Linked DNA regions of Mus musculus: regions 2, 3 and 4 are each linked to region 1. The links are chromatin loops, found by intact Hi-C in ENCODE. Cell type or tissue: left cerebral cortex. All regions are shown on one strand. Region 1 holds the start of Hunk (hormonally upregulated Neu-associated kinase). Region 2 overlaps Hunk (hormonally upregulated Neu-associated kinase). Region 3 overlaps Gm36063 (a long non-coding RNA gene). Region 4 overlaps Hunk (hormonally upregulated Neu-associated kinase).

Region 1 (8,000 bases):
TTTAGAAAGTCATTTGTAACATCAAACTGAGGGCAGATGGGGGTCTTGCTGTCCTCAAGCAAGAAACTGTCACTGGACACTCTGGAACTGATTGCCTTTTTGCACTCAGTCAACAAATACTCTTTAGACAGGTCTGCAGCTCAGACACTATGCTGGGTACCGAAAGGGCAAAATGCAAACCAAACAGGCACAGCCCCTGTCCACTGAGTCTAAAAAGAAAGACAGCCAGTAAGCAACATGGAGGATAGAAGGCAGATGCGAAGCTGAGTGGAATGCCCTGAGAAGAACCGAGGGTCCATCATCTATGGCAGCTCGTTGGTTGGGAAGGACTTCTTCTAATGGAACACATATGTTGGGTGAAAACCACCCAGAAGCAGCAGTTGGAAACTCTCTCTCTCTCTCTCTCTCTCTCTCTCTCTCTCTCTCTCTCTCTGATGTGATGTGATGTGCATCTGAGTGCAGGTGCCTTTGGAGACTAGAAAAGAGCCTTTGATCCCCTGAGCCTGGAGTTACAGGCCATTGCAAGCAAATTAATATAAATTCTGGGAATTGAACTCTGGTCCTCTGGAAGAGCTGTGTATGCTCTTAACCATTGAGCCATCTCTCTATTCCAAAGACAGATAACCTGTAACGCCTAGAGGAACCCTACAAGCTTGCAGGGGGTGGGTTGGGGGTTAGTAGAGGCTCTTCAATGGCAGGTGACTGGTCCTCTGCCCTGTACTTCTAGAATTCCTCCTGGGAGAGTGATCCAGTATCTCGTGTGCTTATTCGTCTTATGAAATGAAGCTCTGGCCTTATTGAGCAAGGCCACTTTAGACAGTAGAAACTGTAATTCAAAAACCAGTTACTAAGCTCAGGCAGGGGTAGGATTTGAACTTCTCTTTCCCTTTGGCATCCATCCCAGCCAATAGAATCAGCAGTGTGCTTGGACCAGACCCAGATAGCAGGAGGCTTGAAGATTTAAGGGGCCTGTGTTTTCTCTCTTCTTCACCCATTTCCTGACCTCTACCCTGGGAGGGTATAATCAAAACATTAAGAGGAAAGAAAGTCACTATTTTATCATAAGTGACTTCCACTACTTATGAAGCACCGTCCCCTGCCTTCCCCCCACCCTCCCCCTCCTCCCCCTTAAACGATGAGTACTCTCTGGGATTTGCCTTAAATTGCAACAAATGAATCTCTAAATTTTCACAAAGAGCTAATTTCCTAAAATTTAATTAATGCAATATTGGGAAACTTTAAATCCTTTCCTGAAGGAAATGGGCTTCACCCCCAAAATGGGCTTTATTCTCCCCACACTTTGAACCTAGCATCTTCTCCCTCTCCCCACTTCCTGCCTTTAAAAAATTCAATTACTGAATTAGAAACGTGAAAATGTTTGGATGAGCCCTGCAGAAACTGTAGGAGCTAAGGCGTCCCTCAAGTACAGCAAGAAAGCAGTGGAAAGCTTGTCTTTAACGTAGGAAATCCAGAGCAATGAGACCCCAACCCAAGACAAGACTAGACTCGGTCATAATAGCAAGGGTGGAGACTCACAGCTTATGCGTGGTTCAAACCAACAGATGCCTGAACTTGAAAAACGGTCATTTTGGGGGTTACTTTCTAGATAGGCCAGGAAAGGGATCTTCCCCGCCCCAAGACTGGATGGGTGACAGCTGTGTCCCCTCCCCCACCTCAGAGCATAAATGTGGATCGATGATGTCATAACTGTTTACTGCGGGGTAAACAATGAAATGAACTTTGTTAGGACCGAATCCTCCCTTTGAGCTCAGATGATGTGTGATCAGAGGTTAAATTTGCATTAGACGCGGGCACCTCAACAGGTCGCATTTTGGAAAGCCCTCTCCGCATCCTTTTTGTGTGTGTGTGTCTCTCATTTCGCTTCAGGAATATATTGGGGATCCTGGAGAATAATGGGTAGGTGTCTCAGGCTGTTTATGTTTATTGTTTAGGTGAAATCAGTGCACTCACAGAGCCCGCAGAATAAAAGCATTCAGGAGCAGTGAGGCTCCGGTCCGGTCCGGTCCGGCTCACCCTGCAATACATCATCTCTAAGGAAAGCAGAGAGGGGGCAAACGAACGCGCACAAGCAGCAAACGCCCTGGTTCCTACGCTGCCGCCACTACTGTTAGCTGTGGCGGCTGCTTCTCCACGGACAACAGCAATCGAGTATGTGTGCGAGCCCCGACACATAGCCTGCTAGGTACCCACCCACCCATCTTCCATAGTCCCTACTGTGTGCCAGGTTCTGGGTTGGGTATCCAACTCTGCTACAGTCCAAAGCTTCTCTTTCTCTTTCCCCTGCCTATGGTGGGTGCTGTTGGTGAGGACATTCACTCTCGAAAGGGCCAGAAAGCTCAAGCTCAGAACCTGCGCGATCCGCACCCCGGGAGGCAGCAGGTCTTGGGCAGCCCAGGAGCGCGCGTCTACGCGGCCGCGCGGGGTCCCCCTGTCTGGCGCTCAGGTGGCTTCGCCGCCCACTCCGCCGCTCCCTTCCCCTCCCCTCTCCAGCGAGGGTCGAGTTCGGCTGTTGCGCGCGGGGAAGGAAGGAGGGGCTACGAGGGATTTGAAAGTGCTCAAGCTGCGGAGTGGAGCTCGCTTCTGTCCCCGCCGCCCGCGAGCGGATTAAATTTCTGCAAATTCAAACTGAATGGGGCTTTCTTCTGCTGCCTTCCAGAGGGCGCCTGCAGCCCGCCGCGCGCTCCTCTCCGGCGGGAGCGGCCCCGGGGAGCACCGCTGAGGACCCGGCGGGCCAGAGGGCGGCGGCGCCCGGGCTTGGGGGACTCCGCCACCGGACTGTGCCCCTCTCGGACCAGCAGCCGCTGTTCCCTCTCACAGCCGATCGGGGCACCAGACGGGACCGCGGGCGCGATCTGGGCGATCGATCCTCGGAGGACGAACTTCTCGGGGGCGGGTCCCCGGTCGCCCGGTCGCCAGCTATTGTCTGCGCGCGGCGCTAGCACAGAGGCGCGGGGGGCGTGAGCACAGAGACCCGGGCCGGGCGGGGCCGGGTCCAGGGCGGCGGCAGGAGGAGCCAGGGCAGCCCCGGGAGCCGGAGGAGGAGCGGCTGCGAGCGCGGGAGCCGAGCGAGCGCGATGCCGGCAGCGGCGGGGGACGGGCTCTTGGGCGAGCCGGCGGCACCGGGGGGCGATGGAGGCGCGGAGGACACGACCAGGCCGGCGGCGGCCTGCGAGGGAAGTTTCCTGCCCGCCTGGGTGAGCGGCGTGTCCCGCGAGCGGCTCCGGGACTTCCAGCACCACAAGCGCGTGGGCAACTACCTCATCGGCAGCAGGAAGCTGGGAGAGGGCTCCTTCGCCAAGGTGCGCGAGGGGCTGCACGTGCTGACGGGAGAAAAGGTGAGCTGGGGTGCGCGGGCCTGGCGGGAGGACCCGGGAGCACTGTCCCGCGAGCACTCAGCCTGGCTCTCCAACCCAGTGTGGCTAGACGCACGCTCAGGCTCTCCTAGTGGGCCACCGGGCACCTACTGATGGATGATGGTGGTGATGGGCTCACGTTCGTGGGGTGGGGTACCCGGGCAGATAGATGTACCCGCGAAGCTACCCCGCACCGTCTTTCTGTTTTGTTTTGGAAGGGTGCCGCCTGGCGGACGCCAGGGAAGGGAGGGGAGAGGTGGCGGTGGAGGGTCCTGCGGTAGGGGCATGGATCAGTGCAGAGGCGGGAACTAGATCCAGGCTGGGGTTCAGCTTTGCCTGTGGAATGTGCGGCGGCGGGAGAGCAAGGCAGCCAGTCTGAGGTTGCTTAGAGTTTCATCCCTCCTGGGCTCAGGCGAGGACGTGGAGGGGAGTTGGGGCCCTGTAAGCTCCCCTCTCCCCCCGTGTGGGCTGGGGCAACTGTTGGAGTAACGATCCTGCTTTTGGCAGGTGCAGAACTACACAGGCCCTGGACTCTAGAAGTTTGCAGATACCTTTTCATCTTTCTAGAAGACAGTAAAGGAAAGGGGCCCCTCCCCCACACCCGGAGGGACTCTACTTCGACCTAATTAGAAGTGAGAGAGTGAACTCTTGCCAGGCCGGGTGCGGGCAGATCTCAGGTGTTAACTTAGATTTGTGAAAAGAAACCCAAGAAGCTGACTTACTTTTGAGGCTGGGTGGCCTCAGGCAGGGAATTGCTCTGGGCTGCCAAACTGGTATCTTTGTAGGGACCCAATACTCTAATCACCCAGGCTGGGGGTTGTCCGCGCGGGCGGAGGAGGGGAACTCAGCCGGTCCTAGCAGCAAATAGCCCAAGGGCCAAGCCCTCGGGCCTGCTGCTCTGGGTTTCCTTGCCCAGCCTAGGGGTTTGTGACAGTGATGAACTGTGAGAAGTCTGGTGACAGGCCAGGGCCACCACACTAGTCATTTTCTAGCCTCTGGATACCTTTGATTTCCTCTTGGTTTCTGTTGTCCTGGAAACCCCTACATTTGAGCACTGGGTTCCATCACCCTTTGACTTTATCTTCTTTTTCTGTAGCCATTCCAAGTGGGGTGCCCCTTTATACTGGGTAAGCAGGGTTAGACCGAGCAGTCATTTTCAAGTGTCTCTTGCCCGAATTTCCAAGCAAAAAAAAAAAAAAAAAAAAAAAAAACACCCACAAAAAACAAAAAAACAAAAACAAAAACAAAAAACAAACAAACAAAAAAAACCCAGCATTCAGTATGAACTCACATTAGCTCTTCAAAGGAGAAACTCTTTAGACCCGTCCTAGTTGTTCTCAGTGGAGTAAGGGAATATTTATTTACTTTTTGGTGCGCAGTGGGCTGTCTGCCGGACACACATCAGTGATGCAGACTGATTTCAGGGAGCTCATTTCTGTTCTGGCAGGGAGAGGCGAAGGACTTTGCTCTCAAAATCTAGAGGATTTAGTCTGGCTATGCACATCACCTCTCTAAAGAGATCAGAACTTCTTAGAGCTTTTTGCCATGTTGGGCTGGACCTCAGCTCCTCACTAGGGCAGTTTTGCCCCATGGGATAATACTTTTGTCCTTGGCTGCACTGCCTGGGGTATTCAGGGTTCAGCCCTGATTCAGTTCTGGACTCCTGTGTTAGCTCCTGCCTAGCAGGAATAAATACAGGGAGGTTTCTGCCCAACTGGGGTCTAGATGAAGGGTCTCATTTCCTCCTGTCTTTATGATGGCTCAATTCATCTTTGCATTGAGAGGAGGATTGTTGAATATAAGGTTTTTTCCCCCTGGACCAGTTGATCAGATCTAGTTAAAGACCATAGTTGTCAATGCAGAGGCCAGGGATGCAAACCTTGGTCATTCCTGCAATGCTTTTCTTTAACCAGGAGGGACCTTTCTCTGGGGACAACAGAGTATCAGGGAGGGACCTGGATATTAGCTCCTTCAACGGTGAGCTTTAAAGAAACAGTGGTGCTATTCATAGCTTTTATCTCCCTAACCCTACACCTTTAATGCTTAACTAATAGATGTGGGTTTTAGCTGATTATAGAGATGAGAAGGAGAGGGGGAGGGGAGAGGGCTAGGGGGAGAGGGAGAACATTTGGTGAGTTTCTGAGTCCCAGGCCCTCCTTTCTTTTGGGTTTTGCTTTATTAAGCAAAGCTAGAGGAAAAGCGGAGGCTACCTCAAGCTATTTGCAAACTAAACTGCAGGCCAAGGGGCTTCACTTCAGGAAAGGCAGATTCTGTGAAAGCTTGCTTCCAGGCTCCCAGCCTCCCCGCCTATCACAACTTTCTTAGGGTGCGTAGGTTTAGTTAAAGGCTTCCTTTTCTTCTCCTTTTTAGTGGGTGCAGATTTTCTCTTTTAGGAGGAAGGGATGAATCCTGTGGTGGGAACTAAGTCCTCCCTGAGCCACCTGGGCAGAAGGACCCGGAGTAGCTCATCTTGAGGAATGCGTTTGTGGAACAGAGGATGAAGGGAAGACGAGGGCACCATCTCACATTCCGTCTGTTCCAGAGCCACTCTTATCAAAGCATGCATTTTATTTTGGTTGATTTGTGGTTAAATCTAGACTCTTGCTCGTTGAAGGCGTCCGAGGCAGTGTGGGTGGTTGGTGGTGTGTTTGGTAAGGTGCACATTTCCAGAACGCTTTGGATAAAAATCCTCCTGGGTTTGCTAGGAATTCCCGGCTGAGTCCAGAAGACAAGCACGTTGCTTTACCCGCTTTCCTTTTGGACTCAGTCCTGTCTCACCCAGAGGCTCCTGTTGCCACCGTGAAGCCGTTTGCTTGGAAGCCATCCAAATCTCGATGGCCCCCTTACTGCTGAACACAAAGGGATGGCTTAGGGCTGAGACCTAAGTTTTGCTTCCCTTTAGCTTTTAAGCAAAAACTATCTCTGCCCATCTGGCTTTATAAAAATAAATATTCACTCAATCATGTGAGGTTCTTAATTACGATGTTCTCAGTCATGGCTGGAGTGATGTTTGGACCAGGAGACATCATTCGGTTAGATTCTGAACATGTAATTCCCCGTGGCTTTGACATAGAGAACAGTTGCTGGGCAGGAGTATGGGCTAGCAGCGTTTACAGACTGGAGAGCCTCTGTTTTTTGTCTCAAAGTGGTTCTCGTTAGGGAAGAAGGACCTGTGTTAGGCCCATGAGAAGTTACCATCACATTTTAAAACTTGAGTGACATCTAACTGAAATGGCTCGGTGGTTAAAGGTGGGTGCCGGCCTGATGACCCAAGTACTTTCATCCCTGGTACTCTTGGGGTAGAAGAAGAAAACCACCAACTCCTGCATGTCCTCCTGTAATCTTGAGACTTCCACAAGTGCACTTCCGCGTGTGCCCTCCATCAGTAAGTGTAATAATATTAAAAATATTTATGAACACGGTGAAGAAGCGCAGTGGGGAAGGTCTAAGACCACCTCGGGCACAGTGGGCTTGGAAGGCCAACTGGAGCATTCAGTAGAGCCATGAGCACTGGCACCTTCACCTGGGATGCAGAGGCCAAGGTGGGTACATGAAAGTCAGTGAAGGGACTCCAGGAACTCAGTCTAACCTTTGACTTTTATTTAAAAAGCCCCTTTATACGTGTCAGTAGAGCTATTTTGGGGCGAAAACAAGGACTGCCTGCTTAGTAAGTTGCAAGTCATCACTCACGGAGTGCAGCGGCACCAGATACCTGGAGTGAAGAAGTTACTAAAATTACCCTTTACTACGTTTTTTTTGCGGAGCAGGAAATATGACTAATTTTAGAGGTGGCCTTTTGGCAGATCTGTTTTTAGCATGTATTTCTGAAACAAACAGGTGCTAAAATCCTGTATTTCTTTTTAAGAGAGAGAGAGAGAGAGAGAGAAATTTCAGGAGCGACGGTTCTGAGGTACAGGGCACACGTGGAGAACTGGAAGTTCCCATTAACCTTCAGCAGGGGCTCCTTGGGAGGAAGGAGGCAGTTTTCAGAGGCACCTGCCCTGTGGGTCCCGCGTGCAAGGCAGTGCCTATAATTTCCTGGATTACAGGTGGTGAGGTTGTGGGCACACTCTTTTGAACTTCCTGCCTCGCCTCATCTTTTTGAAGTACTTGGGGAACGCTGGAAATTGGCACGTAGGGCTTCTTCCCCAGTGCTCGTTGACACAGGGCCAAAGGACTTCAAAGGATGGCGTGAGTCAGCATCCCTAAGCAGACTGGTGCCCGGTGCTCGCTGAGGAGGAGCGGCGCCCACGAGGAGGAGCGCACCTTGCATTTTCTCTGCAGGTGTCCCGCTCTACTTACTAATCTGACTCAGGTCTGTGGGCCCATCCATGTCTGCATGTCTCTGGCTATTCTAGGGATGTAGCATCAACCAGAGCGGCGATTATCTTCCCAGGAGGCGTAGAGAGCGCTAGCCACATGGGCCTGTTGGGTTGATGGCCTGGGTATAAATTAGCATTTGGGCTGAAGTTTGTTGTCCCTCTCAACTATTCATTGGGAAAAGTGACCTTGAGCTGCTTGCCTGGCCCTCCTTTCTCTACCTCTACAGTACAGGATTATGGGTATCTGCCACCATGCCATGCCTGGTTTATCTAGTGATAGAGATTGTCTTAGTTATTGTTATAT
Region 2 (8,000 bases), 74 kb after region 1:
TGCCTCCCGAGCACTGGCATTAAAGGTGTGCACCACCACCACCTGGCACCAGATGAACTTTTTGATCGAGTATAACTTAACTTTGAGAATATTATGATGCTTGTTGGAAAAACTCAGTGAGCCTCTAAGGGGGGGGGGGGGAAGACATCAGGAGTCTTGTCCCCGAGAATGGGAGGGGGCAGGGTTCTCAGTTGGTCACTGTGGCTGTGAAAATTAGCTGTCTCATGTACTTATGCATAGTCCATGGGCCTTCTTGAGCTTCCTGCCCCTTCCTTCACAGGAGAGGGGCCCTGCCTTTCCCTGAGCCTTTGAGTGGATAAGTTGGGTAAGAGGCAACTCGCTCTCATCTCTCTACAGAAAAGAGTGCTCAGGAAGAGAGTGACAAACTTTGAGCCAGGTCCTAGGCTCTGCATTTACAGAAATGATACCAGATGCCATTCCCTGCAGGCAGGGGTCACACACAGAAGGGTTTTCTCTGTTCATGATAAAAGATGGTGGGGAAAGGGGCAGGAGGACATCTGTATTCATCTGGGGAAACTGAGGTACTTCTACTTTTAAAAGAGAAAATCAGCGCCTGCTGGGTGGTACCTGCCTCTTAGCTCGGGATGCAGGATGCTGGGGCGGAGGGTGATACATTTGAAGTTATCCTGGGCTACACAGTGAAACTTTGTCTCAAAAATGGAGCTTTCTTCAGCTTTGGGGCTTAAGTTAATAAAATACAAGTCATTTCCCCGGGTATTTACACCCCCCCTCCCGCCCCAACACCTTTGTAGCTAGCACATTTATTAAATAGGGCATGAAAGCAAAAAGGAACAAAGTCCTTGAGATACACCGGAAAGCGTTTTCTTCCAGTTTAATGGAAGAGGGTTGGGAAGAAGGATGCTTTTAAGATGGATGAACTCTTCCGAGTCTCCTTTGAGGACCCTAAAGTGGGAGTCGTACTGAACACTGATGCAGAGAGAAAGAAGGACAGAACTTGCTGGCACGGGGTTAATTTTAAAATCATGAAGGTCACTCCTTCCTGGTAGACCGGTATGGAACCAAGGTGCCCACGCGGCAGTCCCTCAGCTGTTCTCTGTGTGAGCACGTGGTTGTCAAGGTTCCTGGCAGCATGGCCCCAGCACTTGGGACCTCACTTTTGACCTATTCTGCAGAGTCGACACTTGCTTTGTTCTAGGTAAAGTTTCTGGCAACGTCTCCAGGGAGTGCTGGCTCCGAGTCTTTCCTCTCAGAGGAAGTTTTCTCTAGAGATTATTTTAATGTGTTGAACTGACTATCAGGACCAGCGATTGCCTTCTGACTCAGGACCAAAGATCCCAGGCTATTCTCCAAGGGGACTTTCCTCCTTCCGGCTGCTCCTTGCTGTCACCAGTCCTTCCAGTCCTTCTCTTTTGACACCAGAGTATTACACAATTTCCGCTATCCCATAGGGTTTTCTCAACCTGCCAGGGCTCTCTCTACTTCCTCTTGGTTTTGAAAACATTAGCACTATTGCCTTGTGGCTCCCTCCCCCCCCCCCCCCCACCATGTAATTGCTGGCTTTCTTCAAAGCTAGCTATCCTGGACTCATAGAGATCCGTTGTCTGCCACATAGAACCCAGGAAACCCCTGGGCCATATTTCAAAAGGCTTTTCAGGAAATTCTGAGCATGTTTTGAAACTCCGCCTGGTTCTATGGGATTACAGAGGTTTATAAACCGCATTCCACAAGTCTCCCTTGGTATTCTTGCATACTTGTGAAATGTCAGAGGGGCTGAGTCTCTCTTTATCCACATATTAAACACGGATGAAAGCTCTAGGGGAGAGGAATTAAGATGTCCAATCTGGTTTCTCTTTTAAAATCTCCCAGGGCAATCTGACTATTAATGTGGGTTTCTGTTATCCATTACAATAGGGCCAAGTTGTAACTGTAGTTTTTGTTGTTGTTTTGTTTTATTAAAAAAGTTTCATTATTTATTTATTTTTAATGAAACAACAGAGATTATTTGGTGCCTGGTTTACACCAGACACAGCACCCCCGTGGGTTCAGCTATTTGGCCCTCAGATTATCTATGTTTTAAGAATAAATGACCTTGGGATGAAGAGAGAGAAGTCATCTGTAAGGGCGGGTGTGTGAGTTTTTAATTGAGCACTGTATCAGAACTGGAAGACTTTGGGCAAGGCAGTCAAGTTCGTCCTTGCTGGCTGGAGTTCCCTGGTGCCATCTTAAACACAGTAGCTTTCATCTTAATCTGTGGTCTAAAGTAGATAACGGAGAGAGGCAGAGACCAGTGTATTAAGCAGTGACTTATGGAGGGTTTTTTTTTTCTTTCTTTCTTTTTTTTCTTTTATTCTTTGAAGCCAAGTGATTTGGTATCTTCAGATATCCTAGAAGAAAGTTTTGCAAAGGTTTTCGAGTTGTTATTCTTGGTTCATACATTCAACAAACCCCTTCAGCTGGTTCCTTCCCCCCTCACCTCACTGTACCCTACTTCTGTAGGCTTTCTGAAGGCATTCAGAGCATTCAGCCTGTGGCAAAGAAGCCACATGTCCCCACTAGAGAAGACATAACATGGAAGGTGACAGGGCAGTGTCTTCAGGCTTGAGTGCTGTCCGCTGCCCGCTGAGAGGAAGAGCAGTCTTGAGGTCTTCACATAATGGCCTAGGGGAGGTTTTTGTTGTTGTTGTTGTTGTTATTGTTGTTGTTTAAGTGTTATGAGCGCATGAGTCCAGAATTAGGTGGAGTAAATTTATGACTTGGTACAACTAAAATACCCAAAGTAATTTACATGCTAAAATGACCAAGACTAAGGAGCCCCTGCTTATTCCAATAAACACGTTAACATAACCCAACGGGGTCAGTGCTGAAGAGGACCTGGGTGGCTGTCTGTAGTCTGTGCACCCCTCCCGGCTAGGCAGGGGTCCTGCGAGCCCTGCAGCCCTGCTATGATGACTTGATTTCCCACAACTTAGGCTTTATCTTCCCAATGGCTTTTAAACTAGACTGAGTACATTCAGAGAGATTTAAAAAAATAATCATTATTGTTGCTGATGTGTGGATTTGTGTATGCGATGTGCTGTGTGTGTGTGTGTGTGTATGCGATGTGCTGTGTGTGTGTGTGTAGGTGATGTGCTGTGTGTGTGTGTGTATGCGATGTGCTGTGTGTGTGTGTATGTGATGTGCTGTGTGTGTGTGTGTATGTATGCGATGTGCTGTGTGTGTGTGATGTGCTGTGTGTGTGTGTGTATGTATGCGATGTGCTGTGTGTGTGTGTATGTGATGTGCTGTGTGTGTGATGTGCTGTGTGTGTGATGTGCTGTGTGTGTGTATGTGATGTGCTGTGTGTGTGTGTGTGTGTGTGTGTGTGTGTGTGTGTGTGTGTGTAAGAGAGAAAGAGTTAGAAAAAGAAGAGGAAGATAATTTTCATCTCAGCGGGCACCTGGTGGTCAGAGGACGTGACAGTTTTCCTTTAACTTTGACGCACATTTCAGCGCTTGTCTGCTAAGCACTGTGACCTACTGAGCCATCTCACTGCCCCCCACCTCCCACCCCAGAGGGATTGTTAAGCCAGATACTACCAGGCCTGGCCCCTGAGACTCTGACTTCTCAAGTCTGGAGCTGGTCCCAGGAATGTGCGTTTTTAAGTGTTTGGGTGGTGCCGGTGCAGTAGCGTGAGGACTGCGCTCTGGAAAGTGACGCTGCTTTGATGATCAGGACTCTTACAGGCGCACCACTCACAGTTAGCTAAGTCCAGTTTTTTCCCACTTCCTCATTAGATAGTGTGAATAATTCAGTTCTCACTGTGGGAGAGTATCCCGTCTTGTTCCAGAAGGGACTGCACAAAATACACAGAACTTCACTTTGGCCACCGGTCCTCGTTCAGCCCTGCAGGGGGGATAGGCTGTCTGCAGGCTGCCGGGTTGCAGTTTATCTTGGAGATGACTGTTTAGTGGCCTTCAGTAACTGTGGAAGAGGCCAGAGGTTTTCCCACCCATTAAGGCCTGTGTCTAAGGCCTCTCTGTGGACACAGATCTTACAGTTTTGAGACGGCTTAGTTTTCTTTTCTGTTACTATTGAAGTCTCCCCCAAAACCAAGGTGTTTGGCTCTATCTAAAACACATCAAAGACGGAGCACTGCGCAGCGGGTTCTTTTTTTTTTTTTTCTTTTTTTAAGATTTATTTATTTATTTTATGTATGTGAGTACACTGTGGCTGTACAGATGGTTGTGAGCATTCATGTGGTTGTTGGGGATTGAATTTTTAGGACCTCCACTCGCTCCGGTCAGCCCAAAGATGTATTTATTATTATACGTAAGTACACTGTAACAGATACACCAGAAGAGGGGGTCAGACCTCATTACGTTTGTGAGCCACCATGTGGTTGCTGGGCTTTGAACTCAGGACCTTTGGAAGAGCAATCAGTGCTCTTACCTGCTGAGCCATCTCTCCAGCCAGAGCAGTGGGTTCTTAAGGTCTCCACACAACTCTCCTTCCTCCCCTTCCACGCTTCCTTCCTCAGCGTGCCTCTGTTGCCCACTTCCTTTCTCTATGAGATCTGTTGCTTGGTATGGACTTGCAGCAATACCGCATGTTCTTGCTGCCGTCTCCCGCTCACCATGCTGGTCCCTGTTGTTACATGCGATGCCGCCTCGATGCCGCCCGAGGAATGAATGCATTTCTCTGAACACACACCCAGAGTGACTGCTGTCACTGGCTGCGCATATGATATGCCTTGTCTGTTCTTGGCTCCTGTTCCTTGGTTTATGCCATTTCTCACCTGGCCTTGTGCAGCCAACTGAAGATGTCTACGCTCCTGCATGAAAACACTCACTGGAGATGCTTCCTGGGTTAAAAGTCCCTTTTCCTTACCTGGGCACTCGTGGAAAAGCAGTGCAGCCCAGCAGTCTCTTGGACTCAGTGCTCTTTGCTCAGAGGGGTTGTGTTTATTTGTTTGAGGGTTTGCCCATTCCGTGTTTCTCTTCAACTCACCATCCAAAAATGGCAGCGTCCTCGCCTGGCTGACAGTACTCAGTCAATGAGAGGCATCCAGCAAGAATCTGTGGAATGAATGTGTGTGTGTGCCTGCCTCCCTGACTCTGTTCTGAGTTCAGAGAGAGAGAACTGGGCTTCAGCTTACTTCTGAAACCCGAGAGCGCTCTGTGCTGTGCTGCGGGCTCCAGTACCTGTCATTATAAGGAATGCATAATTCGGAGGCGCCTCTGTGGAATTACACTCAAGGGTCTTAATTTCAATCAGTCTCATTGGCTCTGTTTTGACTGGAAATCCTGTTGCCTGTTTTTAAAAACACATCCGCCCCGGTGCCTTTGAACAGCGGAGACCTCTTGGCAGGCAGGCAAGCAGGCAAACATTTCTTCCCCATCAGGAAATCTCATCAACATGATAGTAGGTTTATACATCCAGGAAATAAAATCCTCCCAGAAGGCTTCACTGTCCTCTGGCTGGCTTTGGATATAAGCAGTTAAGCCCACTCAACCACAGCCCAGATACTGGGCCAGGGCCTGGTGGCCGAGTCTTAGGACAAACAATCAAAGGAGAAATAAGATTGGGAAAGACCTTCCTTAGTGACAAACCGGAGCTAAGTTCAAGAGATGGATAAAAGGCTGGCTTTGAGTGTGGGGTTTTGGCCTCAAATGGCTGAATGGTAAGCAGAAGCTGTCATTAGCCCAGCACTGGTAGTTCTGGCCCTGTGTTTCATCTGCCTCTAAAGTCACACTTTGCGTGTTGTATCTGGAAAGATTACAGACTAGCAAGGTCTCTCCTGATTCTCTCAAGGTGTATAGTACTTCCCTTCGTCTGGAATTTCTTGGTGTTGACATCTTCCCATTACAATGTGACTGTCTCCTGCTCAAAGAACTAGTTTGGGCTTTGGAATCTTTGCCTGTATGTAGTGGACTCTCCTGGGTATGGGACCCAAGTGGGTGTTTCCCACGTGTTACATACACAGCCCGAGGTGAGTTTATGGCATTCCCCTTTGTGTACCCCATGAGGCCAGAGGTGCAATCTTCTGCCTGTGGCATCGTTTTGCCGGTCAAGAGGTTTCAGAATTTGGAGGAGTTTAGGTTGTAAAGCTGACACTCCGCTTGGATTCATAGACAAGAGAGTGTGGCTCCTCCTCGGGAGGGAGCTCTTCCAGGGCTCACTCATCTCCGAGCCCCTCAGAACGTCTTCCCAGTGTTCTCGCCCCAGCCTTTCCGATGTCAACACCTCAACTGGGACATGATGTGAGGGTTCTGGAAAGATGGGTTAGCCAGAGGCTCCGTGTGCGTGCTCTGTGCCTTCTGCATCCAGGGCCTCTTCTGCTCTCACACTTTGATGTCTATCTTTCCAGAGGCGTGAACATGTATGCCATGCTGACGGGGACCCTACCTTTCACTGTGGAGCCTTTCAGCCTGAGGGCTCTGTATCAGAAGATGGTGGACAAAGCAATGAATCCCCTGCCGACCCAGCTCTCCACAGGTAATGCATCTGCTCCTGTGGGTTGAGGATCTGTCGCCTGCCCTCGCATGGTCTGAACTCATTTTGGAAGGGCTGTTGGTTTGATGTGAGTTCCTTCCCTGTGTAGATACAACAGGGTTCACCGAGCTTCCCATCCCTAAGCAACCAGACCACTCTGTGTGTGTGCTCGCTCTTCTTGTAATTTGAAAGCTCCAGGCCCCTCCTTCTGTCTTTGGTACAAAGCACACACATCAGGAGGGCCTTGTGCCCTTTGCTTGGGGACTAGCTGCAGGCTCGGCTGTTTTAGAGTGCCGCCTTGGTGAGGAGGGCTATAAGCATGCTTACGTTTCCGTTAGTCAGTTTATTGTAAGGGGATAGTAGTTTCAGTCATGTGTTTGATCTGTGATTTGTTTTATTATGTGAACTCTTGAGGCTTTCAGGTATAGGTAGGTTCGGTTACTTCAAAACAACCGATCATACGCGTGTTTGAGAAGTTCTCTCAAACGTTAGCAGCTTCAAGTTGCAATAAGAGCCTTGAGTAAAGATTGGGTTTTGACTCTGTAAATGGACAGGATCTGATCTTTTCTTTGGTTCACACTTTACATCAAGTTCCTGGTCTGAGCTGGGCGTGGTGGTGCACGCCTTTTATCCCAGCACTCGGGAGGCAGAGGCAGGCGGATTTCTGAGTTCGGGCCAGTCTGGTCTACAGAGTGAGTTCCAGGACAGCCAGGGCTATGCAGAGAAACCTTGTCTCGAAAAACCAAAAAAAAAAAAAAAAGTTCCTGGTCTATGCTCCACTCTGAGGGTCACTTAATTGTTCTGTTAGAAAGAATCTAGGTTCAATGAAATGAGGCTTTGACCAAGAAAGGATAATTATTTAACTTCCCCCTTTCTGGTACATGGATAGAACAGAGCATTTTATTTTGCCACTATTTTATTTTTCCCTTGGGTTTATAAGCATCTGGGGAACTGGCCCGAGATTTAGTCTTGTCAATGGATCCAACTTGAAATGAGTTCTTGGGCATAATTATCTAATTGAGCTATACTGTGACCTTGCCACTGACGTGTAATCTCTGGAGGTTGACAGCTTTGGAAGGCATTGTGTCCTTGGGAAGAGAAGCCACTGTACTGACTTCTAGAACAAATAGTTCTGCAATGGGAGTCTGACCTCATGGAGTTAGAAAGTGCACAACATATTGAAGGGATCACCACATTGAGGCATTTGGGCACTCGGGGTCGAAAAGTGCTACAAAGTATTATAGGAAGTGTTCAGCCAACCGTCCATTTATTCATCATTTCATATCCATTCTCTCTGTCCATGATAACTAGGCACATGCTAGGTGTGTGTCTGAAAGAGAGGGAATGAGCCACATATAGCCTCAGCTTCTATAAAGTACACACATCTATGGGAAAAGAAAAAAAAATATATATGCACACATTTGCCCACACACACATATATACATATACACTCATACACATACACACATATATACATATACACTCATACGCACACACACACACACACACACACACACACACATATATACATATACACTCATATGCAC
Region 3 (8,000 bases), 230 kb after region 1:
GGCCCTGTGACCTCTTTCAACCAGTGTTAGAAGCAGAGTCGATGCACCCCCCCCCAAAAAAGTCCCCAGGTCCTAGGGAGATGTCTCAATAAAGCATTTACCCCACAAGCCTGAGAACCTTGCTGGTACAAATGGTGGACTTTGGTTTCTACTGTTTCAGTGTGGTAGACATTTAGTCTGCACTGTACAGTGTGGGTTGGTGGGACCTTTAAGAGATGGTTAGATCATGAACCCTCACAATGGATTATCGTCGCTGTTGTCGTCGTCATCACAAGAGTACACTTGTCAAAACAATACGGTCCTCTCTTGTTCTCACTGACCCCTCTACCCTTCTGCCTGTCGCCAGGGCATAACACAACAAGAAAGCCCTTTGCTAGAGGTTAGCCCTTTGACGTTCAGCTTCCTGGCCTCTACAATTATAAAAAAATGACTCTGTGAGTCGGGCATAGCTAGACAGGCCACCCAGTACTAAGATGAAGCAGGGCAGTGGTGTACTTGAGACCAGTCAAGGCTGCATAATGAAACCCTGTCAAGGAATAACTAAGTCAATAAATCTCTTCATACATCACACAGTTTCAGGTATTCTGTCGCAGTAACACAGAATGGCTAAGACATTTGAATTAAATGTTCTGGTACCAAAATTTGTATCTTGTCCTGAGCCTTGGCACCCAACATTCCCTTTAGATGACCTGAGGCTTGTGTCTCATGCTGAATACTTTTTCCTAAAGGGGGTCCTCTAATGCAGTGGCTCCTTACCTATCAAGACCCCTTTGGGGGTTAAGCAACCCTTTCACAGGGGTCACCATCAGAAAACACAGACATTTGTATTACAATTCAGAACAGTAAAAATATAACAGTTACAAAGTAGCAACAAAAATAGTCTTGTGGTTAGGGGTCACCACAGCTTGAGGCACTGTATTAAAGGGTCGCAGTGTTAGGAAGGCTGAGAGCCACCGCAGTAACAACACCTAAGTCACTTGCATGTTATAGTACTGGCTAGGTTTGGTAGGAGCATGGATTCCACGTGTTGCTTAGAACTCAGTGAGGGCCTTCACCATAATGGGCAGTTGGTACCAGGGCTCCTTGGGTCACCCCCCGCACGCCTGTCATCTTCCAGTAGGTGACAGCCTCCTCCTTGGACAGAAGGTGGTGTCCCAGCTTAGAGAATCTGATGACGTGACATCACTTTACCCCTTCCAGTTACTTAAAGGAAGTCACAAGTCCAGCCTGGTTTCCAGAAATAGACTTGGAGTTTTTTTTTTTTTTTTTTTTTTTTGGTTTTTTGAGACAGGGTTTTTCTGTGTAGCCCTGGCTGTCCTGGAACTCACTTTGTAGACCTGGCTGGCCTCGAACTCAGAAATCCGCCTGCCTCTGCCTCCTGAATGCTGGGATTAAAGGCGTGCGCCACCACGCCCGGCTGGAGATACTTCTTGAGCATCAAAGACTTATGCCACACCGAGTCTCCTTATACTTGGAGTTGATTGGTGCTGTTGTCTATTATTTTAGCTCAACAGTTAGTCAGAATGCCAAGACATCCACACGGGAAAACTCGCAGCACAGACCAATCTCCCGCACAGGCATGCACGGCTCAGAGAAGGGCAGAAATTAGAACAGCTCCATCCTGAAGAGGCTCCTGGAGTTTATTTGTGGGTAAGAATCACTGACATATCATCCATGTTGTACAGTATCCCAGCAGCATCCGTGTGAACCCTCACAAAAGGCGGCATGGGGTGGCCAACACACAGTACAGTGTAACTCGGCCAATATTAGCAACTGAACGGAGGCATCATTGTTGATCCAATTTCACAGGAAAGAAAAGGAAACTAAGGCCCAGAGAGGTTATATGAGCAGCCCAGGGTCACAAGGGGAGCTGCCATAGAGTTAGTTTTGGCCACTATATAGACAAGAAAACTGGGGTTCCTAAAAAGACCTTGCTAACAAAACTGAACTAAGACCCCTGCCTAAACTGAGTTCTGGTCTGGGCTTGAACATACTGGGTTGCCTCAAGAGAAGGAATATTCTAGAGTCTTCCAGAAAGAAAAGACTCGTTTCTGTGATGAGGCAGACCAAGGCATTCAGACCTTAGTGAGGCTACGCAAACACGGAGCAGAGTAGACATTTGTTTAAAAGTGGATGAGACTAGACCGTTGTGCAGTATTCCTATGACAGAAATGGAGTGGGAGAGACGGCACACACTTGGGGCACACAGCTGTTTCCTGTCTGTTTGGATGGTTGATTTCTGGTCCATAAAGAGAATGGACTACTTCCTGTCTGCAGCAAACATGGACATCTTTATGGGAATCTTGTGTAAACACTGGCAGGGGGCTGCTGGGATGCCCTTTGAAATTAGATTCTCGTGTCACCTCATATTCCCAGCTGGAACGTCTGTCGCCCTAGCTGACCTGGAACTGAGAAGGGGCAAATCTAGAAACCTCTCCCATGGCAGCCTAACCCACAGCAGAGAGGGACTTTCCCAGGCCTTTTTATGCCTAGCCTCGGGCCTTATTGTGAGTTCTAGCTTTGTCTTGGACAGAAACAGAAAAGCCATCGACAAGAGACTCTCTGGTCTGTGCTTGGAGAGACAAGTAGACTTTGGCAATGTGCCTGCCATGTTCTAGAAAATTCCCCAGGAGCCCGAGGGATGTGGCCATGGTCAGACAGAGCTGGAAGGGACAAAGTGACCACAGAGAAAGGAGCTCGGACAGAGACTCTGGAATGTGGAAGAATCACAGGATTGACCTGCCTAAGAAGAACGCTATCACTGACCTCTCAGGTGGAGAGGCTTCGCCTCCCACACTGGCCTCTGGCACTGTGGGGGTTTGAATATGTTTGGTCCAGGGAGTGGCACTATTGGGAGGTGTGGCCTTGTTGGAGGAAGTGTGTCACTGTGGGTGTGGGTTTTGAGCGCTTCCTCCTAGCTGCCTGAGGATACCAGTCTTCTGACTGCAGTCAGATGAAGATGTAGAGCTCTCAGCTCCCCCAGCGCCATGCCTGCCTGGATGCTGCCATGTTCCCACTTTGATGATAAAGGATGATAATGGACAGGTTCCCTCTGACCTATAAGCCAGCCCCAATTAAATGTTGTCCTTATAAGAGTTGCCTTGGTCATGGTGTCTCTTCACAGCAATGGAAACCCTAAGACAGGGACCCTGGGCTCAGCTCATGCCTCTCTTTAAATGCTCTGCATCTCTGTTGATGCTTCCATGAGCCCAGGTGCTAGTGATGATGAGTAGGAATAAGGATGGACAAGAAGGGTCGCCAGAGAGAACGGGTCCCGGCTGGCTACAAAATTCCCATGAGTACAAGATGCCCTGGGACAGCAGTGTGAGCTTCTGGGTAATCTCTCCCTGAGCAGCACCCCAAGCCTCTGTGGAACAGAGTGACGAGGCACCTCCCTCTGCATCTCCTCTGTGCTCGCCTCTCTCTCCGACTCTTCCTCTGTTTCTCTCAAGTACTATCTCACTCTTGCTCTCTCTCTTGCTCCTCTCTCTTCTCTTTTCTGTCTCTCACTCTCTGTCTATCGCTCTCTCTGCCTGTCTCTCTCGAGTGCGATCTCTCTCCTCTTTCCTCTCCTCTCTCTCTCTCTCTCTCTCTCTCTCTCTTTCTCTCTCTCTTTCTCTCGCTCTCATTCTCACTGGGTCAGCATTCTTTCAGTTGCCAAGTTACTGCCCCATAAGCCCTTCCACTGTCAGAACTTGAACATAGAAGAGGAAGGTGTCATTGGAAACCAGGACATCTTCCAGTCTCTGTCCCTTCTCCTTTCTCCCTCCTCCCCCTTCTCCACACCTTCCTTGTCAGCCATCTGATCTTGGGGCTCGATAAACCGTAAGCGTGTGCATGTGGTTGGGTGGATGGGTCACACATCCATCAGAGGCCTCTGGCTTTCTGTTCATAAGATCCCTTCAGACTGGATCACTTTTGATTTTTCTTCTCCAGTGCTCAGGATTTCTACCTTCCAAAAAAATATGCTCAGGCTACTAGAGCATGTTAGAAATATTTGACCTTTTGAGTTTCCATGGAGACCTCAAAGAACCTAATATCCCCAAGGGACTGAAGGGTTCCAATATCAAACATGGAGGGTCCCCAAAGAAAAATCTTCCAGCAGTAAGTTCAAGTTGGTCCACCTTGCCCAGAGTTGCTCCAACCACTAGAAAATTCTTGAAGCTCTCAAAGTGTAATCTCCAAAGGGATACAGGCCCTTGGCGATTGTAAGGGACCAGATGTCACAGGTGAACTACCAGAACCCCATTTACTGGAGGACTGTGCCTCTGGGGAGCTGGGAGTGGCTCACTTCATCAGAGCCAAACAGGAGATGTGGGCCAGCTCACTCCAGACTTTTCACAATTCAGCATTTTCCTGTTGCCTCGGGAATTCCTGGCAAGTTGGGGCTTTGTCCAGGACCTCCTTCTCTCCAGAGGTTGCCTGCATGCTGCAGCCTGCAGCCTGCAGAAAAGCTATCTAGAAGCTCCCCACTGAGGGGACGTCATCCAACGGTCATTTGGCTCTGTTTTCCCTAAGTCCTCACAGTGGGGACTGACAGTGTTCACTGTTCATATTTTACTGAGGAAAAAAAAAAAGTGCCCATCACCTCACTCCCAGAAAATCAAATGCTGCTTTCCCTGCTGGCGGAACAGCACGCTCTGACAATCCCCACTGAGCAGAGCCAGAGTGATTCATGCTCAGTATTTAGACGAAAGACCAACATATGCTGGGCACATGTGCGGGGAGTCGGCCATGTTGCCAAGCTGCGTCCTGAGAACGGCCCACTCAAAAGAAAGTTCCTTATTTCACCCTCTGCCCAAAACAGAAACTCATATCAGTTCTGCCACCTAAATAGAGCAGCCGTAGGCCTTGGCATTTTGGAAAGGCTGCTTGGAGGCACGGGACGCTCCTTTGAAATCAGACCACAGAAGGGCAAGTAGGATTTATAGAAACTGAATGAGCCCCATTACCTAAGAATAAAAGAACCCAGATTCTAAAAACACAGCAGCACTCTTTTCTAGCCGGGCCCCCGTGTTTTTGTGCCAATGGGATGCTGAGAAATCTGTGCCTTATAAAGATGTTTCTGTGGTCCTTGCCACAAAGAAACTGATTTCTAAGCATCGTTTAAAATAGCTGACAGCCCCTGGTACAGGGTACTCCATCTGAGAGGCACGGTCACAGAGAATGGGACCCAGAGGTTGGAGCTGGGTGGGTCTCTGGCTGTATTTGAAAGGCAGTTGAAGTGTTTACAGTCTTGAGGTAAGATGGCATTTGCAAGAAGCCTCCTTACTTCAAGACAAAGATGCTGAAACCAACACTTGTCCTGAGACACAGGAAGTTCACAAGAAACACATTCCAGTTGCTCCCTTGGGGGGTGGCCGTGGTCCCTCACATTCTCTTCATACTTAATTGGAGAAAATGAGGCGGAGATACAGCTCCGGGGTCTGAATTATGCAATTAAATATGAATCCTTGTTCAGTTCCTCTCCCCGACTCTCAGGCAAAAGCTTCGACAGTCTGTAGGAACAGACTGTTGTCAGGCAATCCTAATGGTCAGGTTGACTGGCGTCGCCTAGGTAACACCTGAGTCTAACACAGTGGAATGCACTGTGACCACCTGTCTTTGGCTCCTGCCATGCCAGCACCTCCTCTTGCAAGGACAGATTTCAGCCCTCAAACCTCCCCTTCCTTAAACTCTTTTTGTTGGTTTTTTTTGTCACAGCGATGAGAAAAGTAGCCATGCCCATGTCCTGTGCCAGTGGAAATGGACTTGGTTTCTGGGCAGAGGAGGTTTAGATACCAAGGGGACAGTGATGTTCCTCCCCCTGGACATTTCCACCACCCCCCCCCCCCCAAATCTTTCTACAGCTTTACAAAAATCCTCACACAAACCAGACCTCCTCTCCTATTAGTCAAGTCCAGGACTGGGTTCTCATAGTAAGTTCCACAGTACACACACACACACACACACACACACACACAGAGAGAGAGAGAGAGAGAGAGAGAGAGAGAGAGAGAGAGAGAGAGAGAGAAATGTGCACATAACCTAATTCCCAGAAGCCGTGAAACAGACCATGTTTGGAAAACTAGGCTTTACTAAACTAAGGCATCTGAGATGATAGGGGTTATTCTAGAGCATCTAGGTGAGCCCTAAACACCAGCATGGTATCCATTTAAGACATTTAATTAAGGAGATTTAGTACAAAGCAAGAGGAAAGGGGGGATGGGAGGGAAGTAGCCACAAATGCCAAGGAGAGCCAGCAGCCGCCAGCAGGTGAGGTACAAGATGCTGATGAGGCTCTGCTTGTATTCCTGGCCTGCAGGCCTCCGGGCATCTAATCATTCTTATCCTATCTGGATTCTGTTCCATGTGACTAGGAGTTAAACTGTACTCCATCCCAACCCTCCACACACAGGCACACAACCTCCTTTGGGAAACACACTGGAACTGTATCCAAACCATCCCAAAAATGTCCTGGGTTGAGCCAATCAATTAAGTTTCAAGATAAGACTTAGACTGTGACAGTCTTCGAGGCAACTGAGAGAAGTTTCGGAGAGGAGGAAAGGCTGGGAGGTGGACTTTGGAGCTTAAACGTCTGGCAAAGGAAACTCAGCAGCAGAGAGCGGACAGCTAGCAAGCATGCGTAACAGGGATGACGACATCGGGGAGTCTCCGCCCCTCTTCTGGACTTCCTGGATGATGGGCACCCTGTAGTGAAAGAGCCAAGACTCGTTTTCTGGAAAGGGATAAATGAACACATTTTTGGCTTCCCAGGCTACAGAGTCTCCACTGTTACTACCTAACTGTGTCTTTGGAACACAAACCCGGCCTTAGACGACACATAAATGAACACGTGTGGCTGCGTTCCAGGAAAACTTAATTTACAAAAGCCGGCAGCGTGCCAGATGTAGCTCTTGGGAGCAGTGTGTTGACCCTTACTTTAGAATAATGCTTCTGGCGTCTCCCTCCTTTATGCTTCCCAAGGGGCCCATTAGGGCTGATGGGTGTGCTCTGCTGGAGAACTCAGGCCATTCTTCTCTGGGTTCTGCCTGCGTGTAGAGAGCCGCACCACACTGAAGTCATGGTGAGGCCAAAAGCTCTTTAGTGCAGTCAGTCACAGGTCTGGGAGCGAGCTTCCTTCAGAGCTGCAGTATCAGCAGGGCCACTCGGCTAAGAGGGTGACGTAACCATGGACAAGTTCGTCAAAATAAAAGAGCTGGGGGTTCCATCTACATGGTCCTTAGTATTCTACTCAGTTACTCTGAGCTCAGGATGGGGGATACAGCATATTGACCTCCTTCCTGGTCCCCCACAATGGTGGAAAGGGGGTGGGGGGATACTGTTCAGTTGAGATGCACTTTTGGTTGGATCCCAGTGTCTGTAATTTGCCACTCTTTTAGGAGGCCTGGGAAATACCAGGCATCAGTCAGGAACATCTCTTCTCTGCCAGATGAAAACACATGATGCCCGTGGGTAAGGCCCACTGCAGCCCATCCAACTACGATGGATTTGGGAAGTACAGTTGGGAAGAGATGCGCTTGGAGAGTCAACCTTGATGACTGTGGACGCTCTCTAGGGAGAGGCAGGGACTAAGTTTACTGTCATCCAGCCTCATTTTCAGAGGCTCACTCTCCCCATACCACAACATTAGATTCTTAGCAATTGCTCATAGTACTTGATGATTGATGCTGCTGCTGCTGTTGCTGCTGCTGCTGTTGCTGTTGCTGCTGCTGTGGTTATGGTGTTGTTGTTGTTGTTGTTGTTGGTGGTGGTGGTGGTGGTGGTGGTGGTGGTGGTGGTGGTGGTGATAATAATAATAATCGCCATCATTATCAACTGCAACAGCACCAGTAACAGCAGTAGTAGACAATGCAACATGCAAAGAAGGCAGCAATCAAAGTCACCTTAATCTTCCCCCGGGGATCATTGTTAGGTTTGGCATGTGTAACAGCTAGTCTTGTCAGCTCGATGGAGACAAACCTGTGGATGTCTGTGAGGGTGTTTTCAGAGCCAGTTCA
Region 4 (8,000 bases), 110 kb after region 1:
GTGGGGCTGAAGGCAAATCAAACAGTCGAGTCCACTCCCATTAGAGGGATTAGGATCTGGTTCTGTAGAGATAAAATCTACAGCTCAAAAAAATGGCAATATCCAGGCGGGTTTTAGGTCTGTACATAAGTGCTCCCATGCTTAGACTATAGTGAGGGTTAGGAACTCACCAGGACTTCTCTGGCTCTTTAGTGTTTAGACTAAACATGCTGGGTCTCCTGTTAAATGAAAGCAGCCATCTCTGTGTTTGCCAAGTCTCTGATGCAGTTAGCATCTCAGGGTACCACTTGGTGATGTATATGTATGTATATATGTATGTATGCATGTATGGATGGATGGATGGACGGATTGATGGAAGGATGGAGGGATGGATTTAGTATTTTGAGACATGGTTTATTTGGAATTTTTCACTGTTGTGCTATCCATATGAAAAAACAACTTATAGGATAAATTATTTTGCTTCTGATTTCAGAGTTTTCAGACCATAGGGGTCAGGGCAGAGCAGAGCTGGTCATATCATAGCGGATGGAAGCAAATAGATATTAGGAAAGAGGCCAAAGCAAAATATAACTGCAAATAACACACACTCAGTGGCCTTTCTCTCAACCAAGCCCTGCCTCCCTAAATTTCACCTCTTCCCTAACCATCCTTTCCAGTTTTGAGACCATCAACTGATACATAGATAAGATCAGGATTTGCCCTCATAGACACCCCCAGGAGCAGGCTCTGTAAAGCCCCTACACGTTGCTCAATCCAATCAAGTTGAAGGTTACGATTAACCCCAGCCAGGTCTCACTATGTAGGTCAGGCTGGCCTTGAACTTGAAATCCTCCTTGCTCAGCCTCAGAATAACGAAATCATAGGTCTGCACGACCATGCTTAACCATGGCAATACTTCAAAGCACACAGTAGGTCTTTAAAACTCTGGCTTTTTTGCTCCTTAGTTCCTTCAGATTTTTCCAGAATACTTGATCACATAGCGTGGCCTTGGCCACTCTGGAACATATTGACACAGTGCAGTGTAAGTGAGCTAGAGAGAGGTTCACTTGCTCCCAGGCAGAGGGAGTTGGCTCTCTGGAGCACTGGCTAGACCTCAGACTTCTCCTCAGTCCACACACGGGTAAGCATACAACATTTAAAAGATGAGTTCCTCTCATCTCTTCGGGTGACTTTTTCAGAGATGAAGCCTCGAGTGTATTCTTGTGGGTGTCTGACTAGGTGTGTTCGCTTTGTTTCGAAGGATAAAAAGCCCAAAGAACAAGAAAAAAGAGGTGATTTTCTCCACCGTCCGTTTTCCAAGAAGTTGGACAAGAATCTGCCTTCTCACAAACAGCCATCGCCCTCGCTGATCACACAGCTCCAGAGTACCAAAGCCCTGCTCAAAGACAGGAAGGCCTCCAAGTCAGGCTTCCCCGACAAAGGTAGGTCAACTCCATTGTCCTGCTCAGCTCACTGTGTGCGGGTGGCTGTGTGGGCTCAGAACAGAGGCGACTGTGCCGCTGGAAAGGGCCCATCGGTACATCCAAGGCCAAGGGACTCAGACCAAGCAGCGGGGTGGATCACCTGTGCAGGGTTGGAGAAGACAGAGATGGGTGTGCGCAGTATGATGAAAACAGAGATGGGGTGCATAGCACTGCAGGTACACGGTGTAAAAGGAGCAGACACAGAGATATGGCAGCGGGTCATCAGGGTGCTCGGGACTGTGGAAGAAGACTTGAGATATAAAGAACTGTAGAGGCAGAAATCAGACCAGAAATTAGTGTTGTAGGAGCCGAGGCTGGGGTACATGGTACTATAGGGACTGTCATCAGATAGATAGTTGTGGTATGAGAGTCTGCAGGTCCAGAGCATGTAGGGGCAGAAGTCTGCATGCATGGCATTGTGGGACTGGAGGCCAGGGCATAAGGTATCACAGAAGGTTGGGGTGTAAGAATAGAGGGAGATGTGCAGCCTCAGAGACTGGCACACACCACATTCTGGGCTAGGATGAGTACCTGAGATTGCATGAACCAATGGGATAGATTGATGAGAGCAGGAGGTGGAGGCAAAATCGGGTGCTGGGATGTAGACTTATTGGAAACATGGCCCCATGAGACATTCAAGTGTGACTGTGTCTGGGTTCTGGAGTGGTGGTGGGATTCCCCGAGCCAAGTTCAAGTCCCAGTTCTGCTGGTTGGTTGTGGGCCAGAGGTCTTCCTTTGAGTCCCTTAGTTGTAATAGCCACTGGCTGTTAGAGCTACTATAAATAAACTCACTGTGTCCAATTCAGAATCTATTCCATTGTTGATAACTGATACGTGTGATCATCCCTGGATGGCACAGGTTTGAGATTCGTGAGAGAAATCCCCCCCCCTCACTGGGAGGGAGACTGGGGGTGTCCTAACATGGAATCTTGAGACAAGAGTGTTCTCTTTATATAGGTGGGTTGCTGAGGTTTTATTATTTATTTATAGAGGTCAAAGCACAGACTTTGAGGCTCAGGGAGGGGAGTGGTCATCTGAGGTCAACTCAGACTTGTTGCTCTGCTTAGTGGGACTCTGGGGTGGCAGCTCCTAGCCCTCCATTTCCCAGAGCCCGGCCGGTCTTGGTGCACAGAACATAGCACTAGGAAGGGAAGCCATGCTTGTGCACCAGCCGGATCACTGACAAGATTAGCCATTAATGAAATCCTACATCTTCCTGCTGTCACGTACCAGGCATCTGCTGCCTGAGGAGATTTATTTCCGTGTCTGAGTATTTATTTACGTGGGGAAGGAAGATTCTCCGAGCCCTTGGCTGCTCCTGAAGCCACTCGCACTGGGCAGCAGCTTGCTCCTGCAGCTGGGCTTTAAAACGTTACTCAGTGAAAAGACCCTGAGGTGGATGGAGCTGATTCTTTATCAGCTTGGTGCTCTTTCCCCCAAGGGTCGAGCCTCTGGGCGGGGGGAGGGGGGGGGACGGGGGGGACGGGGGGTTGCCCTCTCTTTCCTGGGACAGTTTACAAACCCAGATGCTGGTCAATGCCAACTCGAGATGGGAAGTCTGGCCGCTGGCTAGTTGCCTTTGCCTCACAGTTCTGTTTGAAGTTGCCGAGGCTGCCTTGATTTTAAAGCCACAAGGGAGGCTTGAAAAAAGGAGGGGCACCTACAGCCTGGATGATCCTGGAAGGTTTTGCGCTAAGGGGAAAGAGCCAGTCTTCAAAGTTCAGCTATCCTATGAGACTATGTGTGTTCCTGCAATGGCCAAGTTCAGGGAGCTGCAGGTGGAATGGGGTTGTCAGAGTGTAGGGAAACAAGACAGAATGGATGAGTCTTCAATGGCAGCATTATTTCTGCAGGATAAAATAGCTGTGTGTCTTTGCCAAACTGTTGAGTGAAAGAAATTGAGCTGGTAAACTTTCTGTTACATATATATATATATATATATATATATATATATATATATATATATTTTTTTTTTTTTTTTTTTTTTTTTTTACCATGGCAAACTTGTAAGAAAGTATCTGAGAGGACCCAAGTCTTTCCATAGTTAGCAGTTGGAAGGAAGATCAGATATGTGGGTGTTCAGTAAGCCAGACTCTGTGGACGTTTTAGCTTTTAGTGGATGTTCTGTTGAGCAGCAAACCTCTGTTCAAAAGCCTCTGGGATTTTCAGTTACCAAAATAGAGTGGCTGTTGAATTGGGTTAGCCTGGTGCCTCCTATACCCTAGAAAGACTTGTGGGGTTCTGTGGGGCCTCAGATGTTCTGGCTGATTCTTCCTCTAACTAGACTAGGGTGTTTGCTTCCTCCTGCTTGCATTAGTTTGCTTGTCTCAGTTAAGCTGGTGGCTGGGGGTGGTGGCTGGGGGTGGGGGGTGGTGGTTGGGAGGGCATGAACACAATGGCTGTGTGTGCTCTTTCTGAACCTATTTTTCATGGTCTTGTTTCCTTGGTATGTAGATTCCTTCGTCTGCCGCAATCTTTTCCGAAAAACCTCTGATTCCAATTGTGTGGCTTCTTCTTCCATGGAATTCATCCCTGTCCCACCTCCCAGGACACCAAGGATTGTAAAGAAACTAGAGCCACACCAACCAGGGCCGGGAAGTGCCAGCATCCTCCCCAAGGAAGAGCCCCTGCTGCTGGATATGGTACGCTCCTTTGAGTCTGTGGATCGAGAGGACCACATAGAACTGCTGTCCCCTTCTCACCATTATAGGATCCTGAGCTCGCCTGTGAGCCTGGCTCGTAGGAATTCTAGTGAGAGGACACTCTCCCAGGGGCTGCTGTCCGGAAGTACCTCACCTCTCCAAACTCCACTGCATTCCACGCTGGTCTCTTTTGCCCACGAAGAAAAGAACAGCCCCCCGAAAGAGGAGGGTGTGTGTTCACCGCCTCCCGTTCCCAGTAATGGCCTCCTGCAGCCTCTGGGGAGCCCCAACTGTGTGAAGAGCAGGGGACGGTTCCCCATGATGGGCATCGGACAGATGCTGAGGAAGCGGCACCAGAGCCTGCAGCCTTCCTCAGAGAGGTCCCTGGACGCCAGCATGTCCCCTCTGCAGCCCACAGCCCCCTCCAGCCTCTCCTTTGACATGGCCGACGGTGTCAAGGGCCAGTGTTAACCTGGGATGGCAAGATTCTGGGTCTCTGTGAGGACAGCCACGGAACAGGGCTCCACACAGGCAGGCACCAGGGCATGGGTGAACAACCTCACGGGAGCATCCTTTATTCTTTTATACCTGCCACACAAAGTCCCACGCTTGTATCAGCTGAAGTCCACAGACTCAAAGTCCACACACTTACTTAGGGACCCTCTGAGACGCTGCGACTAGGGGGAGGGGGAGGGGGCGAACTGTGGGAATCACACCTTCCAGCCTGAGATTTTCTTTGCTATATCACCAATCACTGAGCCCTCTCCAGGATCCCCCCAGTGGGCTCAGAGCTAAAAACCACACCTCCATCTGCTGGGCCAATCAGATTTCCAGACTGGTACCAGGTTGTCCCTCCCCTCCGCTCTGTGTGTCTCTCACAGTTCTGTAACTGACCGTCAGTGGTCAGTTACAGTCTCACGCGGACGTGCCACTCGCTGGTAAGGACGTTCACCCAACCTAGGGATCCCTCTACAGAGGGAAGCAACCCCCCTTTCCCTAACAGTGAGTCCCCACAGAGTGCTGAGTCACAGTGCTGGACCGGGAGGAAGATGGGATGGCGCCTCAGACAGAGATGGAACCCAGCAGAGAGAACCCAGGAGGAAGACGAAGACTCATTAAACGCTCATTCCTGTGCAACGTTTTGACAGGTTTTTCTTTCCTCTCTTTCTTTTTCCCCTGACCTTTTCTTTTTGGGTTGAAATTTGCTGAGGATTGAACGAACTTGTCCAAAGAGATCTTTCTTTATATGAAGTCATTAATTAAATTTTTTTTTTTTTTTAAAGACAGGGTCTCATTAAGTAGCCCAAGCTGGCTTCAAACTCATGATCCTCCTGCCTCAGTCTCCAAAGTGCTGAGATTACAAGTATATATCCGTGTCTGGCTCAAAATAGCAATTCAAAAACAAAAACTAGTTGGCCAGATGAAAAGTAGTTTTACCAAATTCACGTGTTTTTGTTTTTCTGAGAGGCTGCAGCTCAGATGGCCGAAAGGCTGGCTTGGGTGGCAACAGGAGGACCACAGTGGCCTGCCTGCCTAAGGGATAGTAGCCTAGCCATCCTGTGTTTATACCGTGGCAACAGCAGAAGGCATAGAACTTAGCTCCAGATGGCTCTGGAGAGAGAGAAAGGATTCTTAAAGCAGAGTTGAGACAGCAAGAAGCAGGGAATTCGCTGTGTCATGCTGTTCTGCCGTGGTTAGAACTTAGCTGTTCTGCTGGGAGCTAGGAGCAGGCTTGCCGCCCCCTGGGAACACGCTCACAAGACGGTTCGTCCCCAAAGGAAACAGTGCCCCCCAAACAGGCTTTCAGTCCATGCTGTAATCTGCACCTTCCCCTCCAGGATTGAACCAAAGATGCATTTCCGGTTTTGTGACTGTGCCACTCTGTGTGTCTCTTGTGGAACCTGGTGTTGTCTGATCCTGTCCGGCTGGCGCTGGATGGAGGACTGTCTCTGTGTGCATCGTGGGCCCTGGTACTTAGCAGAGGACAAAGGGCACTGTTGTCAGGAGGGGAAGACTTGGCACGGGCTGGACCACAGTTAGTTTAGAAGTTATGGAACAGCTCAGAATCTTCTGGCCTTTGACTATTTCAGATGGGGTCAGAGACCAGAGCTGTAGCCAGGAAGCCAGGTTCATCATCTTGGTCCATCGATTCTAAAGTGGGCAAATTTCTGTGACGTCACAAAGCCGGCCTTTGCCAGTGAGGGCTGAGACACAGTACAACTGCCTCTCATTTACTGGTGGCGGGCGGCTTCCTTTGGCCTCTCAGAGCTCTGACTGAACTAGAAGAGAACACGGATTTGGCTGACCCTGGAAGAAAGCTGCTCTAGTCCTGGCTGAATTTGGTAAGACCTGGACTACTTAAACTTTAGGGAGGGACTGACTCCCTCCCGAGGACCCATTACAGGAGGAGGCCAGGCTTTTCTCCCAGAGCTGATGGTGTTCTTCATTCAGCATGGCTTCCGTTCAGCTCCCAGGACTTGACACTGAAAATAGAACTCTTTAAGCAGAGAGAAGAGGAGAGCCATCCACAGACGCTCTCCGTATTTGATGTGACGTGTTTGAGCTTTGACGGGTGAAGAGTCCTTTTAAAAGATAACTGCCAGCTGCAGGCATCTGGCTCTGCAAAGCTGGTAGGATGTGTACCTGTGTACTGTGCCCGCCCCCTTTCTCCTAGCCCTTTATGTCTTTTTCTGACTGTTTGCTTTTCTCGTATGTATGTGTGCCTGTGTTGGTGCGAGCCTGTGGAGAAAGAGTCTCCCATCCTTCAAATGCTTCGAGAACAGCGTCAGATGTACAACTAGTTTGCCTGCGTTGCTACTGGTACCTTGGACTCTGAACTCAGGTTACCCACCTGAGTCCTCAGTAGGCAGTGGACCCATTGAGAGGCAAATGAGAACAGGAGGGAGACAAGCTGTGTTCTGGGGCGCACATAAACACCTGACAGACGAGTCTAGGAAACCGCGTGAAAGAAGAAATGTTAAATTCTTTATTGTTTTATTATATTTATACGGAAAATGTGGCTATCCTTTTGTTAAGTGCAGAGTGTATTGTCTGTTTGACCCATGACTGTCTGTCCTTCATGAATGAGTCTTTGCCTGTGATTCTAGTCAGCCTGTGGCTACTGATGGGAACGGCCGATCTGTCATCATGTGAAGTCCAGGAGGAAGAGTCTATTTTAGTCATACGATTTGGTCATGAGTAAGGACTATATTTATGTCACCACTATTGAATATATGTACTTTTATAATGGCTGTGAAATACACTTTTTCCTCACAATGGCTGCTGCTTTGTTTATTGATGGTTCTTAAAACATTGAGTCTAAGTAAGGCGCAGGGTACTTAAACCTCTTGGCACAGACACAAATGAGGACTTGGGAGCATTTTCAACCACAGGAGCCCCTGGTTAATCTCATCCCCGGGGTGGGGGTGGGGGGTGTTTACAAAGGGTTATGTGGCTATGCGCTGAGTGGAAGCTCAACATGGCTCCCCAATGTACTGTTCACATTCAAAGGTCAGGATTTCCCAAGTTGAACCAGAGACAGATGGATATCCATGAATCTTGCTTCTGGAGTCAGTCATTATTTTAGGTCCTGGATCAGGGGAAGGGGTGGATATCTGTTGGGGCAGAAGTAGATTCGCCGTTTGGATTTTCTGGGTGTGACACCAGTCACCTGCTCACAATGTTTTTCTATAGGTGCCGCCACGCCACCGTCCTTAACAACTTGTGTCCCTTTTCCATAGGGACTCCAGGCTCAGCAGGTTGCACGGCAGGGCCCCTGTTCCCACTATTCAGACTCAAAGTGCAGTTAGAGATGCAGGAGCAGTTTGTAATGTGATGTTTTATTTGAAGAATCACAAGATTTCAGAGCAGGAAGGAACCTGAGACTCTGTGATCC

What was found. Peaks named below come from ENCODE experiments on the same cell type or tissue, not always from the same donor. Only the 100,000 strongest peaks of a DNase experiment are listed, where the experiment ranks them.
Region 2: a loop joins it to region 1, with 2.1 times the contacts of the local background. A loop is called at or near these places in 9 of 42 quality-filtered maps.
Region 3: a loop joins it to region 1, with 9 times the contacts of the local background. A loop is called at or near these places in 12 of 42 quality-filtered maps.
Region 4: a loop joins it to region 1, with 2.5 times the contacts of the local background. A loop is called at or near these places in 5 of 42 quality-filtered maps.

The regions. Positions count from the first base shown.
Region 1 is chr16:90,383,361-90,391,360 of GRCm38, forward strand. It overlaps Hunk (hormonally upregulated Neu-associated kinase), which reads left to right and starts at 3,037. Exons shown (of 11, transcript NM_015755.2): 1 at 3,037-3,356. The coding sequence starts at 3,096. In left cerebral cortex, CTCF peaks have their summits at 2,683, 3,618 and 5,325; DNase peaks (open chromatin) are centred at 1,759, 2,524, 2,883, 3,340 and 6 more places; H3K4me3 peaks cover 4,731 bases; H3K27ac peaks cover 4,313 bases.
Region 2 is chr16:90,457,813-90,465,812 of GRCm38, forward strand. Hunk (hormonally upregulated Neu-associated kinase) reads left to right here. Exons shown (of 11, transcript NM_015755.2): 5 at 6,329-6,456. Among named protein-coding and RNA genes, the nearest start is that of Gm35882, 47 kb to the right of the region's middle. In left cerebral cortex, no CTCF peak of the experiment used is centred here; no DNase peak of the experiment used is centred here.
Region 3 is chr16:90,617,476-90,625,475 of GRCm38, forward strand. All of the region lies in intron 1 of Gm36063 (a long non-coding RNA gene), which reads right to left. Among named protein-coding and RNA genes, the nearest start is that of Gm36063, 6.1 kb to the right of the region's middle. In left cerebral cortex, a CTCF peak has its summit at 4,621; DNase peaks (open chromatin) are centred at 4,762 and 6,691; H3K4me3 peaks cover 243 bases; H3K27ac peaks cover 3,126 bases.
Region 4 is chr16:90,492,173-90,500,172 of GRCm38, forward strand. Hunk (hormonally upregulated Neu-associated kinase) reads left to right here. Exons shown (of 11, transcript NM_015755.2): 10 at 1,241-1,421; 11 at 3,918-7,381. The coding sequence ends at 4,576. Among named protein-coding and RNA genes, the nearest start is that of Gm35882, 13 kb to the right of the region's middle. In left cerebral cortex, no CTCF peak of the experiment used is centred here; DNase peaks (open chromatin) are centred at 3,213, 3,577 and 5,755; H3K27ac peaks cover 1,924 bases.